Regions from separate parts of the Homo sapiens genome. Here all the other regions are linked to region 3. A link is a contact called in ENCODE Hi-C or POLR2A ChIA-PET data. All regions are on one chromosome and are shown on one strand. Each heading gives the region's core, a stretch centred on a gene start or an enhancer-like site at or near the end of the contact. The rest is flanking DNA. Distances are from core to core; before and after follow the strand shown. Region 1 overlaps DHX8 (DEAH-box helicase 8). Region 2 holds the start of ETV4 (ETS variant transcription factor 4). Region 3 has its middle 28 kb from the start of LINC00910. Region 4 holds the start of BRCA1 (BRCA1 DNA repair associated).

Region 1 (4,299 bases), core at 1,514-4,013, 160 kb after region 3:
GGTATGTATTACTTTCATAATTTGTGAAAGCCTTAAGGCTATTTTTATTTTGAAACTTAAGTAATAATAATAGCTAACACTTTTTGTTTTGTTTTGTTTTTTGAGATGGGGCCTTGCTCTGTCGCCCAGTTTGGAGTGCAGTGGTGCAATCTCAGCTCACTGCAACCTCGGCCTCCTGGGTTCAAGTGATTCCTCTGCCTCAGCCTCCCAAGTAGCTGGGACTACAGGCGCATGCCGCCATGACCACCTAATTTTTGTATTTTTGGTAGAGATGGGGTTTCACTGTCTTAGCCAGGATGGTCTCCATCTCCTGACCACATGATCCACCCGCCTCAGCCTTCCAAAGTGCTGGGATTACAGGCATAAGCCACCGCGCCTGGCCCAATAATAGCTAACACTTACAGTGTACTTAACGTCCTAGATACATGCATTGACTTGGTGCATTCTCGCATTGATCCTATGTGGTAGATATTATTTTCACAGATGAGGAACCTGAGGCACAGAGGGGTTAGGTGATTTGCCTAACATCACAGAGCTAGTGGAGCCAAGATTTGAACCTGGGTAGCCTGGCTCCAGCTTGTATGCTCTATACTACTTGTCAGGGTGGCGGTGATCAAAAAATTAGTTACACATGCCTGTCCTGATTTGGAGAGAGACATGTGTAGAATGCTGTAGAGTCCAGCCACTGTGTGTGATTGCTGCCTGGATTTGTGTGGTTAGTTGTCCTTTCATAACCTATCCTTTGGTTTGGAGCTGGCATAGTAATTTGTAAATCCTGGTACTGTTTGTAACAACAGATGGTTTTGTCAGAAAATGGCCCTCTTCAGATTGCTATTCATTGTTTCCTAGCAACCTATGGCTAAACTACATTTTTTTTAATTAAAAAAAAATCAGTGTTTTTGAAGTAGTGTTTTATTATTTTTGAAAAACAGAAGAAAAAAATTTACCCACCATCCTACTACCTCCACTGTTATTATTTTGCTGTTTTTCATTCCAGTCTTTTTTCATGTTTATTTCTTTCATGGTTGCAATTTTAGTAGTCAAGTAAGTATGCAGTTTTGTATATTTTTTTGAGTATTTAATTTTCCTATTAGAATAATACATGTTCAATATTTGGTAAAATCTAAAGAAAATAGACCTCATCTGCAAGCCTACTATCAGAGTTAGCCACTGTTAACATTTTAGGGTTTTTTTCGCCTAGTCATTTCCTTCTAGTAGTTGATATATAAAGACTTTTACTAAAATTATTTTACATTGTTTCGTAACTTGCATTTTGCATTTAATGCGAATGAACATTTTCTTCTGTCATTTAACATTGCAAACATGATTTTTATTTTTATTTTTTATTTTATTTTGAGTCAGGATCAGTCTTTGTTGTTGCCCAGGCTGTAGTGCAGTGGTGTGATTACGGCTTACTGCAGCCAGCCTCGACCTCCCCAGGCTCAGGTGATCGTCCCATCTGAGCCTCCTGAATACTGGGACTACAGGCGTGAGCCACCACACCAAGCTAATTTTTGTATTTTTTGTAGAGATGAAGTTTCAACATATTGCCCTGGCTGATCTCGAACTCCTGGGCTCATGCAATCTGCCCACCTTGGCCTCCCAAAGTGCTGGGATTATAGGCATAAGCCACGACGCTTGGCCTGCAAACATAATTTTTAAAATGACTGCAGAGTCATCATTGGGATGATTGACGTAATATGTTTATTTCACTTACATTTTTGGTCATAACTGTGGGGATGGTGTTCTGTCATCTTGTTTTATGCTTTCTCTTTTATATTGCGCCACACTATTTTGAAGATATATGTCTCAGATCTGTATAATATTTCTTCCATTAACCCTGCTTGTATTGCCTCCCTCGAACAAACTTCCCCGAAGTGCTGAGTATGGAGAGGGGAAGATAAGAGCATTGGTAGTCTTGGAAATGGTCCCAAAGGAAGTGAAATCAACCCCATTTCTGATTTTGCCAGTTGTTAATTGTCCCCCTTTTAACAGATATCCTGGGTAAAGCTGTTAAGCAGTGTTTAACAGATATGTTGCTTTTATATGCCCACCCCTCTAGGCTCAGGCAAAGCAACGAGCTGGCAGAGCTGGGAGAACAGGCCCAGGGAAGTGTTACAGGTTGTACACAGAACGTGCCTACCGAGATGAAATGCTGACCACCAACGTGCCGGAAATCCAGAGAACCAACTTAGCAAGCACAGTGCTGTCACTCAAGGTAGAAATCACTGTCTTGTTAAAATGGGTTGGTGGAACAGTCCAATCCTGGCCTTCATAAATGAATTTCAGTTTTATGAACCTTGTTAAATACTTTAGTAACCTCATGAAAGCAGTCCCTTTGAGTGAAATGCAAATGGCTGTGATAACAGCCTCTCACGGCAGGTCTGGGGCTAAGTTGGCATGTCTGCTGTGAACACACATTTTTTCTTACCATAACAACCAGCAGGATATTAGGTTGTAAAAGGTTCTAGTTAGGAGCATTTTCTAAAAGGAAATTAGAAAAATATAATCAATGCCAAACTGTGGACACACACACCTAACCTCAACCACTTTAGCGCTCAGATCCAATTCTGTTCTTTTAGAACGAGAGAAAACCCCCTGTTCAAAAACTTTGCAAGGGAACTGTCAGTACAGATTTCAGACTGGCTCTCAGGGGCTTGGTTTTCATTCTGAATCATTGTTCTTCCTCTCTCAGTCCCCAGTGAGGACTTCATTCTCTTTTGGCAGGAGGAGCTGTATGAGTAATTTCCCAGCTGATGGCGTTTCCCCCGACACTGATGCTACCCTGGAGCCCTGGTACTTTCTGGTGCAGAGTGCTCTGTTGTCATTTATTATTTATTCCCTGTCAAAGAGGCTAAAACAGAGCTTTGGAAAGAAAAAAGAAACCTACTCCAGTCTCTGAAGTGCCAACAGAGAGGCATCTGTGGCTTGGACTTCAGCTCCAAACTGCGACTTTGGGCAAGTTTATTTACTTTGCCCTCTGCTCTGTGTTCTGCTCTGAAAAAGGGGCTGTTAATAGTATTTGTTGGAAAGATAAGTGAGATAATGTAGGTAAAGGCACTTGGCACAGTGCTTGATGATTGCTAACATAATTCATCATAGTTATTATTCACACAATAAACATTTATTGAACACCTGCTGTGTTTATGGTCACAATCACTTTATGAGAAAGAAATAGAAAGCTTAGGTCCTACCACATCACACTTTATATACACTTGAATCGTGCATCATTCAGTCGTTTCTTTTATTCATCGAATTAGCTAATGTATTGAACACATGCTACATGCCAGGCATGTAGATTGCACTGTGGTGGTTTTGTGAACATAGTTTTTACCCAGTGTGAACTCTCTGAAAGCAGGGGCCATATCCTGGCCATCTTTATATCCCTCCCACCTAACATGGTATGAGATCCCTCATAGATATATAGTAGAAATGATGTATGCAAGAGACAGGACAAGTTGGTAGACTATATTATTATTATTATTATTGTAAAATACATAACAACATTTACTATTGTAAGCTTTTTAAAGTATACAATTCAGTGGCATTAAATACATTCAAGATGTTGTACAACCATCACCAACATCCATTTCCAGAACTTTTTCATTGTCCCAAACAGAAACTCTGTACCCATTAAACAGTAACTCCCCTTTCCCCCTTCCTCTATCCCTTGGTAACTACTCTTCTACTTTTTACCTCTCTGAATTTGTCTATTCTAGATAGCCTCATTTAAGTGGAATCATACAATATTCTTTTGTATCTGACCTGTTTCTCTTAGAATAATGTTTTCAAGATTTATTCATGTTATTTTCAAGGTTTATCCATTTATTTCATTCCTTTCTAAGGGTGAATAGTATTCTGTTGTATGTATATACCACATTTTGTTTATCCATTCATCAGCAGATGGACATTTGGATTGTTTCTACCTTTTGGCTATTATCAATAATGCTGCTGTGAACATTAGTGTGCAGGTATCTGTTTGAGTCTGCTTTCAGTTCTTTTGGATATATACCTAGAAGTGTAATTGCTGGGTCATGTGCTAATTCTGTATTTAGCCTATTAAGGAACCACCAAACTTTTCTACAGTGGCTGCAACATCTTACATTCCCACCAGCAATGCATGAGGTTTCTGATACCTCCCGTCCTCACTGACATTTGTTAGTTTCTGTTTTTTAAAAAAATTATAGCCATCCTAGTGGGTATGAAGTGATATTTCATTGTAGTTTTGATTTGCATTTCCCTAATTACTACTGATGTTGTGCATCTGTGCATCTTTTTATGTGCTTGTTGGCCATTTGT
Region 2 (4,131 bases), core at 1,361-3,860, 190 kb after region 3:
CACAATACCCTCAGAACCTCCAGATCCCTCCAGCACTCACACAGCCATTCAGCCATTATTTCCACAAAATGTCTTGAGTGCTTGCTCTATGCTAAATAGTCATTCTGTCAACATATATATTTTTAGAATATCATAGTGGGCAAGACAGACCTAGTCTCACTCCAAGGATCTAGTCAGGGGTCATTTTCTTTTTACTCCGAGCTTCTATGGAGAGTTCCAGGGTAGTTGGATTTGAGCTTTAAAAAAATTAGATACCCAGGGTGGAGGGATGAGGAGATCCTAAGGAAAATACCTCAAAAAGACCTCAAAAAAGGAGTTCCTAGTGTTTTGGCTTCTTCATTTTCATAGTGTTAAAATAAACCCTAAGATGGGGGTAGTTAACCCTTCCCTCTCAGAGACTGTCTAAACCACCATTTTCCCTCCCACCTGCAGCCCCACCAGCGACACCCTCAGGCCCCACCAAAACGCACTGAAGAATCCAACCAGGAAACCTCCTGAACACACCACTTCCCCATCAGACCCAGCCACGGACCCAGCCACGGACCCCACCCCAGCCAGCTCACAGCTAACTCCCCAGCACACAGGAAGGGGGGAATTTGCCTGGAGGCAGAGGTATTCAAGCGGGATGGAAGAGGGAGGAACACTTGCTATTAGAATTACAATCAAGGCTATTTGGGGAGGGAGCCCTGGGCTCTCTGTGCCAAAGGACTGCCGAAAAGAATTATTTAAACTTTTGTTGTTCTTTTGGCTTGGACAGTAAATTGTTTGGTGCTGGGGGTTGGGAAGAAGAGAAACCCAGGGGATAAGAATCAATGCTTGGGCAACTCTGGAGGATGAGTGACAAATTAATTTCTCCCCCCACCCCCCACCAACAACACCCCAACATGCACCTTGGCCTGGCGGCTTCTGCAAAACAAACTTTACAAATGAAAATTTCAACCAGGAAAATGGGCCTGGGGCCAAGTTCCATTCAAATAAGCAAATACCCCACACAATGGTCTGATTCATCCTCAAGCCTAGTTACACAAGCCTGGCTCAGGGTAGAGAAAATAAATATCAATATAAGTGTCCACGCTGGGTGCTGGGGTGAGTAGAGTGGCAAGGGACCTGGGGAGAGGGCCTTGGAGAACTCCTTGAGGCAGGGAAGGGAGAGGAGAAGTGTAGGGCTTAGGGTGGAATACCAGGGGCTACGGAGTGTCCCCCTGTCCAGCCTCCCAAAATAGAAAAGGTCACAAAACTACTCACCTTCAGCGAGCCACGTCTCCTGGAAGTGACTTAGATCCTGGAAGAGATCTGAGGGGTAAATAGTGGAATTGGAGGTGAGGTGGAGGGGACGGTAAGAGAGAAGGGGCCCTAGCAAGACCCGGTGACTCCCCTGCCTTGGGAGTAGGGACCGAGAAGAATGACCAAAATCCCTTGGAGGGCGAGTTTTTTGGGGAAACAGGCGGGGGTTCCAGAATCGGCCGTGTGTGTGTGTGTGTGTGTGTGTGTGTGTGTGTGTGTGTGGCGGAGGAGGGTCGCGGTTTGTCTCTCTTGCTCTTTACCTTCAGAGTCGAGGGGCGGCAGGGAGCCCGGGTCCATGAGCTTCCCCAGCGGGCCGATCAGCGCTTCGCGCAAGCTCCCATTTCCGGGCGATTTCTGCGAGAAGCGGGGAGAATGCCCGCGAGTCACCCTGAGGCGCTTAGTCTGGGGGACGAGGTTGGGGTCCTCGGGTGACTCAGGGGCGGGGCAGCCCAGGACTCCGCTGGGACTGCGGGGAGGGGGGCTGTGGTGAGAGTAGGGGCTGGGTGCGGGGCGGGGCGGGCGTGGAGGCCGGCGCGGCGCTCACGCTGCTGAAGGTGTAGGGCACTTGCTGGTCCAAGTATCCGGCTTTCATCCTCCGCTCCATCCGGCCGCTCCCTCCGGCCGCACGGCCGGGGCCCCAAGCGGGGGCCGAGACCTGGTGGGGGAGGGGGCTGCGTTCGCACACCGTCCAGGGAGGGCTGCGATGGGGGCGGGGAGGGGGCAGTCCCAAGGCTCTGGGTCCGACGGCGAAACTTCTCCGACTCACTGGGGCGATGGCGAGGTTTCCGCCTGCCAGGCCGAGCGCCACCACCACTCCCCTCCCGCCAAAGGCCAAAGGAGGTCCCACCTGCTCCCAGGAGCCGGGCTCGCCGTTTCTGCTTTCTGCAGCCCTGCTTTACCCGGGCTCGGTTACATAAGAACGTGTGTGTGTGTGTGTGTGTGTGTGTGTGTGTGTGTGTGTGTGTGTACGCGCGCGCGCGCGGAGGAGCAGGCGAAGCGCACACCATCGCATGCCCACAACTCCCGCGCCCCCTCCAACCCTGAATCCCAGCACCTCCCACCCCCGCCCTGGAATCTGCGGAGGCGGGTGGTGAGAGTGAGTGTGGTGTGCATTGGAGGCGAGGCGGGGAATCACAGACACTCTCCCTCCCTTTCCCTCCCGCAGCCTCACCTGAGGCCGGGGCGTCTGGGCTGGAGCCGCGGGGGGTCCCGAGCATGCCCTGGAGCCCGCACCGAGGGCCGCGGGGCTAGGCCGGAGTAAGGCGGCCCCGGCCCCGGGTCCCCAGCGCACCGACTTGTTTTTCGGGCGCAGCAGACAGTTGTGAGCCCGGGGGAGCAGCTGATTGGTGCATTTCCTTCGCTCGGCCTCAGCTCTCCACCCCCCGCCCCGCCACACCGCCCCCCGTTTCCCTTTGTTTCATTGACTTTTGTGAATGGAACCCCAGGGCTGGGCACGCCCGCCAATCCGGAGAGTCGTCCGGCCTGGCCGGGGGGCGGAGTTTCCCAGCCGCGGGGGCCAATCAGAATGTAGGGGTTGGCTCCCGGCTTCATTCAGTGCTCCGGCTCCCATTCATAAAAAAATAAAACTCGCGGCTGGAGTTCATTCATAAAGAACCGAGAGAAAAAGAGAGAAGCCGAGGACCCCGCGGCTTCTTCACCGTCTCGCCACGGTCTTGGGTCTGATGCGCCGCGTGCTCCTCCGGCTGGCGTCTGCACACGTCTCTGCATCTGCGTGTACGTGGGAGTATGAACATGTCTGTGTGCGCCCAGGAGGGAGGCGACCGGGCTTGTGTGCCCAGAGGAACAATAATAACTAGCATTTATGAAGCGCTCCGCTTCCACGTGCTCATTTCGTTCCCATAACCCGGCGAAATGGATCGTTTGTATCTTACAGATATTAAAAATGAAACTCAGAGAGGGATGGTAACTCTCCTGAGGTCACTCAGCTAGTCAGCACCTCTGGGGTTTACAGCCTCAAATCCCTCACACTCTCCTGTACACCCCTCTGAAGCCATGATTAAATGAGTTAAGCTATGTGACAACTGATACACAGTAGGTGATCAATAAATGTAAACTGGCACAGAATCCAGGCTTTTCCTCAAGGGTCTGTTCTCTGCAGAGCTGTTTTGTGACCCACTTTCTACTGATTGCAGCAGAAACCAGAAGCCCCAGGGTAGATGATTTCCGAAAGTGTAGCTCCCTCTCAGCCATCTTCCCTCTTATCTGAGAGCCAGCAAAAGGAGCAAAAGCCCCAAAGGTTCTGATGATCTGGAGGCAGGATGGGTTTCAGTTTTAGCTAAGAAGCTGGTCATAGTCTCTGTCATCTCATCCATTCACCACTTCTTTCAATAAACATTTATCGTGTCAGATACAGTGCTGGGTTCCAGGCAAGCAGCTATGTCCAAGACAGACATCTGAGGGGACCTGGGGTGCTTGGGCTGTGGCCATGGGGGCACAAAGGACATGAATCCTCAAAGGCCTTTTTGCTGAGACAATTCTCTATGTCTCCAGCCTATGCACTCCTTTGAGGACAGCCTGATTTTTTATCCTGCCTGTTTGTGATAAACACAAAAGAATGTTCAAATGCCAGGCCAGCAGGAGTGGCTTCCCAAATTCATCTAACCTAACACCCGCCACTTTACAGATGAGGCAGTGGAGTTTCAGAGAAGGAAATGACACATGTAAGCTCTTTGGGCCTGTCTGGCCAGAACTAAGGCTAAAACATACAATTGCTGTTTAGTGTTCATAAGGGCTCATTCCATGAGATCTGCTTGTGCAAATGGAAGTAAACTTCCCTTTCTATAGGTGCTGTAATATTCTATAAGGCTCATGTCTATTGTCCCTCTC
Region 3 (3,107 bases), core at 1-2,500:
CAAACAAAACAGCAAGGAGAAAAGTCCCCTGATTTCCATCCTAGTGCTTCTCAATCACACTCAGCACAGCAGCAACAAAACACAACCACATCTATCGAATCTTACTGCTCATAGCTGTTAAATATCAAATCTCAATCAGCAATTTTAGAGCCGGATCCTCCAATGCTTTTGGTTCCCAGTGTTTCACAAGCAAACGGACAGAAATCGGGAGGGACATAGGAGAAGAATCAGTTAAAATCCCTAAGACCAGTTAAATGAAGTCTCCTGAAAATGACACTGAAACGGAGACAGCAACCAAGACAAGGAGGACGAGGCAGACTAATACAAAGAGCATAGCCTGCGGTGTCAAACCTGTTTTTTAGCCGAGAGGGGCTTTACTGGGAGGGGCCTCTAACCCTCCTCGGTCGGGCCTCTAACCCGAGGTCGGTCAAGTGTCCTTGCCTTTTATTAAGAGGGGCCTCTAACCCACTCTCTTTTAGGAAAGACTCTAACTCCATTAAGTTGGGCCTCTAACCCAATCCCATTCTTTACCCGGGCACTCCACCACTTACCCAAAGTCAGTCTACTGACTACTGCAGTGCTGCAGTCTACTTCCTTTGGGTTGGGGGAGTTTCTTCAGTATCGTCCCTTCCATCATTCGCCAGAAATATGTTATAGGACCCCAACACTTCCCCAAAGCACTATAGTCCCATCTGTGGTGGCCAGAAATACGTCACAGGAAAAGGGCCCCGATCCAGACCCAAAGAGAGGGTTCTTGGGTCTCGCGCAAGAAATAACTCAGGGCAAGTCCGCGGTGCAAAATAAAAGCAAGTTTATTAAGAAAGTAAAGTGGTGAAAGAACAGCTACTCCACAGACAGAGAAGGGCGTTCCTGAAACTAAGAGAAGGAACGTATCCACCCTAGGTACAATGCTTGTACACATGGGGAGAGGTGTTCTGTTACAAGGGTTTGTGATAATTAACTTTAATTATTACATTTTGCAAGAATCCCTATTACTACCTTTAAAGCAAAATTAGGAACGCCTTTGTTCTCCAGATATCCAGCTATCTGGACACTCGGGTCTCTTCAGTAAACATTAATTTGTTCCCTTAACCGTAAGTATCTGAAAGCTAGGAATATCCTTCTGAGAATGCAGGCCCGTAAGTCCCGGCCTCATTTTTCTAGCCCTCACTCAAAATGGGGTCGCTTCAGGTTCCAACGTCTCTGACAGTCATACTACATATGACTCAGCCACGTCAATGGAAAAAGTAGACTGGATAGTGACGTACCCGCAGAAAACGAATGCAACAATCTGTCATACAGATCTGACGGCAGTCAGATTCTGCAGTGAAGTAGAGGCGGTAAACTTGAATGCAACGATCTTCATACCGCATCCCACAAAGCCACGTAAATCCAAAAGCAGTCCGACTCTCGATAGTGAAACACATGCGGTAAACTTGAATGGAAAGATGTTTATACTGCCTCGGATAGAGACACGTAAATGAAAAAGCAGTCCCACTTGGGATAGTGAAGTATGGGCGCTCAACTTAAATAGGACCGTCCGCATATCGTATGTGAGTGAAGCAAGTAATAGCAAAGGGCAGTCAGATTACGGAGACCGATGGCGACTGAAGTGAGTGCAGTAACCTTTAACTCAATGATCGTCACGCCGCAACCAAGTGAAACCGAAAGCAACTAAGCGCTCGAAAGCACGCCCGGCCAGCTCAAAAACTACGGCGCTGATGGACCCCAGTGATCCGACGTAAAGGTGCAAACGTAAAGCGCACACGGCCAATTTAAAAGCAGCGGCGCTGATAGGCCCGGACGAACCGACGTGAACGCGTAGAAGTAAGGTACGCGCGATGAGCTTAAATACGCGAGTACTAAGAGACCGTGAAACCCGGATTTAAGCGTGTAAACGCAACACACAACCTAGGAGGTCAGTAACAACGGTCCCAACTGATGCAAATGGCCCAATGCAAACACGTTGACAATCTCCCGTTAGCGACAGTAACAGACGCTAAGCGCCCAATGCGAACAAAACTCCCGCTTCGAAAACTACACCTCGGAATCCTTCCAGCGATCAAGGGCCAGCAACACCACAAGCCTTCCACTGTATCAACACCGTTTTCAAAACGAAAATGTTAACGATCGGCCACTGTACTCCTTCTCCCACACATCCTAACCTCAGGGTGACAGATAGCACCCTGAATAACTCTCTCTCCTACGTTGAGATTGTGTATCTTTATCCAAATCTGAACACCTGCGTAAGTAATATTGTTACTATTTTGGAGGATATTCACTTTCCTTTTTTGCTCCCATAACTCCCGAGAGAAGCAGCCATTTTAAATTTGCATGCCCCGCCGTGCCCTGCCTGCCAACCACTGAACAGAAAAGCGCCTGTAAATCACTGGAATCTTGGGAAAGCTCCTTCGGCTTCATTGCCCTTCAGGAGGAAAAACCCACAACGGAAAAGACACGAAGAGCTCTAGGAGGCTCTTCTTTCCTCCTCCTCCCCCTCCCCTTCCCCTCCCCTCTCCCTCCGCCTCCCTTCCCCTCCGCATCCCCTCCCCCTCCCTTCCCCCTCCCCCTCCCCATCTCGTCCTGACCTAGCTGGCATCCAACATTACTTTAAACTTTTTTTCACACATACGTTGAAAGAATTGTTTGGTGAACACCCGTATGCCCATCACCTAAAGTCATCTTGCTGTACTTGCTTTATTACATGTGTTACAGACGTCTAATTACATTTTTTTTTTCTTTTTTTTGAGAGGGAGTCTCGCTCTGCCGCCCAGGCTGGAGTGCGGTGGCGCGATCTCGGCTCACTGCAAGCTCCGCCTCCCGGGTTCACGCCATTCTCCTGCCTCAGCCTCCCGAGGAGCTGGGACTACAGGCGCCCCCACTACGCCCAGCTAATTTTTTGTATTTTTTAGTAGAGACGGGGTTTCACCGTGTTAGTCAGGATGGTCTCGATCTCCTGACCTCATGATCCCCCGCCTGGGCCTCCCAAAGTGCTGGGATTACAGGCTTGAGCCACCGCGCCCGGCAATTACATATTTTGTATAGCTGCACACATGGAGACAGGTACTCAGGTCTCGTCCCTCTAGCCATTTCTCAACTGTCTGGTC
Region 4 (4,417 bases), core at 1-2,500, 240 kb before region 3:
AACTTTAACACATTAGAAAAACATATATATATATCTTTTTAAAAGGTTTATAAAATGACAACTTCATTTTATCATTTTAAAATAAAGTAAATTTAAGATTTGGAAGGTTTTAGAATAATACAAACCAAAGAACTAATGACAACGTCCTTTATTTTTAAAGATTCTAGAAGTTGCTTTTTGTAATTAGACAACATAAATTCTGAATTTTTTCACATATTGCTGCCAACCCCTTGGGTCTTTTCCTTTCTCCAAGAAAGAGAAAGCTACAGAGGAGTGACTGACCGGGTAGGTGGTGGTAGCCTTAGCTTTCTCCAATGTTTCTGGTTGTTTTCTTTTTCTTGCATAAAACCAAAATCAACAACGACCAAACCAACACCAATCAAGGCCTCCCCGCCCCTAACCTTTCCCAGTGACCTGCTCTCATCTCTGGATCCTCCTCAAGCACATCCCTGCCGGCAGCATCTGTTACTACTGACGCTCCTCTACTTCCCTCTTGCGCTTTCTCAATGGCGCAAATGGATCCAGTTCTTAAGTTCTCCCTCCCACAAAATCCTGTCTCCTCCCCTTCCCAGACATATTCCTGGCACCTCTTCTTCCACAAGGTCCCATCCTCTCATACATACCAGCCGGTGTTTTTTGTTTTGTTTTGTTTTGTTTTGTTTTGAGACAGTCTCGCTCTGTCGCCCAGGCTGGAGTGCAATGGCGCGATCTCGGCTCACTGCAACCTCCGCCTCCCGGGTTCTAGCGATTCTCCTGCCTCAGCCTCCTGAGTAGCTGGAGCGGCACCACGCCCGGCTAATTTTTGTATTTTTAGTAGAGACGGAGTTTCACCACGTTGGTCAGGCTGGTCTGGAACTCCTGACCTCATGACCAGCCGACGTTTTTAAAGACATAGTGTCCCCCTCAAGGCATATTCCAGTTCCTATCACGAGGATTCCCCCACGGACACTCAGTGCCCCCTTCCTGATCCTCAGCGCTTCCCTCGCGACCTACAAACTGCCCCCCTCCCCAGGGTTCACAACGCCTTACGCCTCTCAGGTTCCGCCCCTACCCCCCGTCAAAGAATACCCATCTGTCAGCTTCGGAAATCCACTCTCCCACGCCAGTACCCCAGAGCATCACTTGGGCCCCCTGTCCCTTTCCCGGGACTCTACTACCTTTACCCAGAGCAGAGGGTGAAGGCCTCCTGAGCGCAGGGGCCCAGTTATCTGAGAAACCCCACAGCCTGTCCCCCGTCCAGGAAGTCTCAGCGAGCTCACGCCGCGCAGTCGCAGTTTTAATTTATCTGTAATTCCCGCGCTTTTCCGTTGCCACGGAAACCAAGGGGCTACCGCTAAGCAGCAGCCTCTCAGAATACGAAATCAAGGTACAATCAGAGGATGGGAGGGACAGAAAGAGCCAAGCGTCTCTCGGGGCTCTGGATTGGCCACCCAGTCTGCCCCCGGATGACGTAAAAGGAAAGAGACGGAAGAGGAAGAATTCTACCTGAGTTTGCCATAAAGTGCCTGCCCTCTAGCCTCTACTCTTCCAGTTGCGGCTTATTGCATCACAGTAATTGCTGTACGAAGGTCAGAATCGCTACCTATTGTCCAAAGCAGTCGTAAGAAGAGGTCCCAATCCCCCACTCTTTCCGCCCTAATGGAGGTCTCCAGTTTCGGTAAATATAAGTAATAAGGATTGTTGGGGGGGTGGAGGGAAATAATTATTTCCAGCATGCGTTGCGGAATGAAAGGTCTTCGCCACAGTGTTCCTTAGAAACTGTAGTCTTATGGAGAGGAACATCCAATACCAGAGCGGGCACAATTCTCACGGAAATCCAGTGGATAGATTGGAGACCTGTGCGCGCTTGTACTTGTCAACAGTTATGGACTGGAGTGTTATGTTTTCGTATTTTGAAAGCAGAAACTAGGCCTTAAAAAGATACGTACAACTCTTTAGGGAGACTACAATTCCCATCCAGCCCCAGGAGTCTGGGGCAAGTAGTCTTGTAAGGTCAGTGGCCTGCGGGGACGCAGTGAGCGCCGAATTTGCCTGGGGCAGGGGAAATGCGCTCTGGCCCATGTCTGCGCACTCGTAGTTCCACCCCTCAGCCCCAGTGTTTGTTATTTTTCGGGTTCAGCTTGCTTTTGCCCCGTCTCCGTCGACGCAATCGCCACCAGTCAATGGGGTGGTCGTTTTGAGGGACAAGTGGTAAGAGCCAATCTTCTTGGCGAAAACGCGGAGAAACGGGACTAGTTACTGTCTTTGTCCGCCATGTTAGATTCACCCCACAGAGATAGCGGCAGAGCTGGCAGCGGACGGTCTTTGCATTGCCGCCTCCCCAGGGGGCGGGAAGCTGGTAAGGAAGCAGCCTGGGTTAGCTAGGGGTGGGGTCACGTCACACTAAGAGGGTTTGGAGAAGTTCAAGGGAGGAATCCTGCAAAGAAGAGGGGCGACTTTTTCCGTGTCTCCGGACAGCTAATCGTTTTAGTGACAGGATGAGAGAGCCCTTCGTGTTCTGAGGGACCGAGTGGGCGAAAAGCGCCGGAGAGTTGGAGAGTCTGTGGTTCAGAATGCGAGGTGACAACGTGCTAGCAGCCCTCGCTCGCTCTCGGCGCCTCCTCGGCCTTGGCGTCCATTCTGGCCGTGCTGGAGGAGCCCTTCAGCCCGCCACTGCGCTGTGGGGGCCCCTCTCTGGGCTGGCCGAAGCCAGAGCCGGCTCCCTCTGCTTGCGGGGAAGTGTGGAGGGAGAGGCGGGTGTGGGAACTGGGGCTGCGCGCAGCGCTCGCCAGCCAGCGCGAGTTCCAGGTGGGCGCGGGCTCAGCGGGCCCCGCACCCCCGGCCCCGGGCAGTCAGGGGCCTAGCACCCGGGCCAGCAGCTGCAGAGGGTGCGCCGGGTCCCCCAGCACTGCCGGCCCGCCTGCACCCCGCTTGAATTCTCACCGGGCCCCAGCCGCCCTGCACAGGGCAAGGCTCAGGACCTGCAGCCCGCCATGCCCGAGCCCCCTCCCAACCCCTGTGAGCTCCAGCGTGGCCTGAGCCTCCCCGACGGGCACCGCCCCCTGCTCCTCAGCGCCCGGTCCCATCGACTGCCCAAGGGCTGAGAGGAGTGCAGGCGCCCGGCACAGCCCTGCGCAGGATCCACTAGGTGAAGCCAGCTGGGCTCCTGAGTCAGATGGGGACTTGGAAAACTTTTATGTCTAGCCTGAGGATTTTATATGCACCAGTCAGCACTCTGTGTCTAGCTTGGGGTTTGGGGATGCACCAATCAGCACTCTGTATCTAGCTAATCTGGTGGGCACTTGGAGAACTTCTGTGTCTAGCTAAAGGATTGTAAATGCACCAATCAGTGCTCTGTGTCTAGCTCAAGGTTTGCAAATGCACCAATCAGCACTCTGTGTCTAGCTAAAGGTTTGTAAACGCACCAATCAGTGCTCTGTGTCTAGCAAATGTAGTGGGGACTTGGAGAATTTTTATGTCTAGCTAGAGGATTGTAAATGCACCAATCAGCACTCTGTGTATATCTAGCTCAGGGATTGTAAATGCACCAATCAGCACCCTGTCAAAACGGACCAATTAGCTCTCTGTAAAATGGACCAATCAACAGGATGTGGGTGGGGTCAGATAAGGGAATAAAAGCAGGCTGCCCCGCTGGGTGCCAGTGGCTCACACCTGTAATCCCAGCAATTTGGGAGGCCTAGAGGGGTGGATCACGAGGTCAAGAGATCGAGACCATCCTGGCTAACACAGTGAAACCCCGACTCTACTAAAAAGACAAAATATTAGCTGGGTGCGGTGGTGGGTGCCTGTAATCCCCTCTACTGGGGAGGTTGAGGCAGGAGAATGGCGTGAACCCGGGAGGCGGAGCTTGCAGTGAGCCCAGATTGCACCACTGCATTCCAGCCTGGGTGACAGAGGGAGACTCCATCTCAAAAAAAAAAAAAAAAAAAAAAAAAAATGCAGGCTGCCTGAGCCAGCAGCAGCAACCCGCTCTGGTCTCCTTCCACGCTGTGGAAGCTTTGTTCTTGTGCTCTTTGCAATAAATCTTGCTGCTGCTCACTCTTTGGGTCCGCATAGCATTTATCTGCTGGTAACACCGACCGCAGAGGTCTGCAGCTTCACTCCTGAAGCCAGCGAGACCACGAACCCACCAGGAGGAATGAACAACTCCAGACGGGAGGAACGAACAAACTCCAGACATGCCGCCTTAAGAGCTGTAACACTCACCGCAAAGGTCTGCAGCTTCACTCCTGAAGCCAGCGAGACCACGAATCCACCAGAAGGAGGTAACTCTGAACACGTCCGAACATCAGAAGGAACAAACTCTGGACACATCATCTTTAAGAACTGTACCACTCACCGTGAGGGTCCGCAACTTCATTCTTGAAGTCAGTGAGACCAAGAACCCACCAATTTCGGACACAAGAACATCCGGCTT

What was found. A loop is a pair of places that touch in the nucleus more often than their neighbours do. ChIA-PET counts read pairs that join two places held with the same protein, here RNA polymerase II (POLR2A). Pooled maps may share reads with other maps.
Region 1: a pooled map shows a loop between it and region 3 (3-fold over the local background). The contact joins two enhancer-like sites. A Hi-C loop is called at or near these places in 2 of 50 pooled maps. POLR2A ChIA-PET finds 5 or more read pairs at or near these places in 11 of 52 experiments (AG04450, Caco-2, H1 and 8 more).
Region 2: a pooled map shows a loop between it and region 3 (38-fold over the local background). The contact joins the promoter of ETV4 here to the enhancer-like site in region 3. A Hi-C loop is called at or near these places in 1 of 37 single-sample maps with no recorded cell type and 7 of 50 pooled maps. POLR2A ChIA-PET finds 5 or more read pairs at or near these places in 20 of 52 experiments (A549, AG04450, CD4-positive, alpha-beta T cell and 14 more).
Region 4: a map of CD4-positive, alpha-beta memory T cell shows a loop between it and region 3 (12-fold over the local background). The contact joins the promoter of BRCA1 here to the enhancer-like site in region 3. A Hi-C loop is called at or near these places in 2 of 168 maps with a recorded cell type or tissue (CD4-positive, alpha-beta memory T cell and naive thymus-derived CD4-positive, alpha-beta T cell), 4 of 37 single-sample maps with no recorded cell type and 14 of 50 pooled maps. POLR2A ChIA-PET finds 5 or more read pairs at or near these places in 24 of 52 experiments (A549, CD4-positive, alpha-beta T cell, CD4-positive, alpha-beta memory T cell and 19 more).

What each region holds. Positions count from the first base shown.
Region 1 is chr17:43,515,105-43,519,403 of GRCh38, forward strand. DHX8 (DEAH-box helicase 8) reads left to right here. Exons shown (of 23, transcript NM_004941.3): 18 at 2,063-2,218. Among named protein-coding and RNA genes, the nearest start is that of ETV4, 29 kb to the right of the region's middle. Within about 2 kb of position 2,764, at least 3 of the 41 ENCODE cell types and tissues checked have a DNase peak (open chromatin) inside an H3K27ac peak, as active enhancers do.
Region 2 is chr17:43,543,730-43,547,860 of GRCh38, forward strand. It overlaps ETV4 (ETS variant transcription factor 4), which reads right to left and starts at 2,611. Exons shown (of 13, transcript NM_001079675.5): 1 at 2,456-2,611; 2 at 1,829-1,939; 3 at 1,545-1,638; 4 at 1,246-1,293. The coding sequence starts at 1,888. It also overlaps a transcript of DHX8 not described here. RefSeq lists enhancers at 1,200-1,977, 1,978-2,755, 2,877-3,036 and silencers at 1,807-1,866, 1,907-1,956, 2,407-2,526, 2,577-2,716, 2,737-2,786.
Region 3 is chr17:43,359,246-43,362,352 of GRCh38, forward strand. No RefSeq gene overlaps it. Among named protein-coding and RNA genes, the nearest start is that of LINC00910, 28 kb to the right of the region's middle. RefSeq lists enhancers at 798-1,493, 1,539-1,718 and silencers at 1,969-2,028, 2,479-2,578. Within about 2 kb of position 1,251, at least 38 of the 41 ENCODE cell types and tissues checked have a DNase peak (open chromatin) inside an H3K27ac peak, as active enhancers do; they include CD4-positive, alpha-beta T cell, CD8-positive, alpha-beta T cell, IMR-90 and 3 more, where a contact is called at or near this core.
Region 4 is chr17:43,124,114-43,128,530 of GRCh38, forward strand. BRCA1 (BRCA1 DNA repair associated) reads right to left here and starts at 1,251. Exons shown (of 23, transcript NM_007294.4): 1 at 1,158-1,251; 2 at 1-2. It overlaps NBR2 (neighbor of BRCA1 lncRNA 2), which reads left to right and starts at 1,444. Exons shown (of 8, transcript NR_138145.1): 1 at 1,444-1,657. RefSeq lists silencers at 547-582, 2,606-2,623, promoters at 1,236-2,992, 1,236-1,502, cis regulatory regions at 1,303-1,325, 1,487-1,495, 2,172-2,201, 2,552-2,581 and enhancers at 1,303-1,325, 1,432-1,561, 1,458-1,482, 1,612-1,701, 2,630-3,443.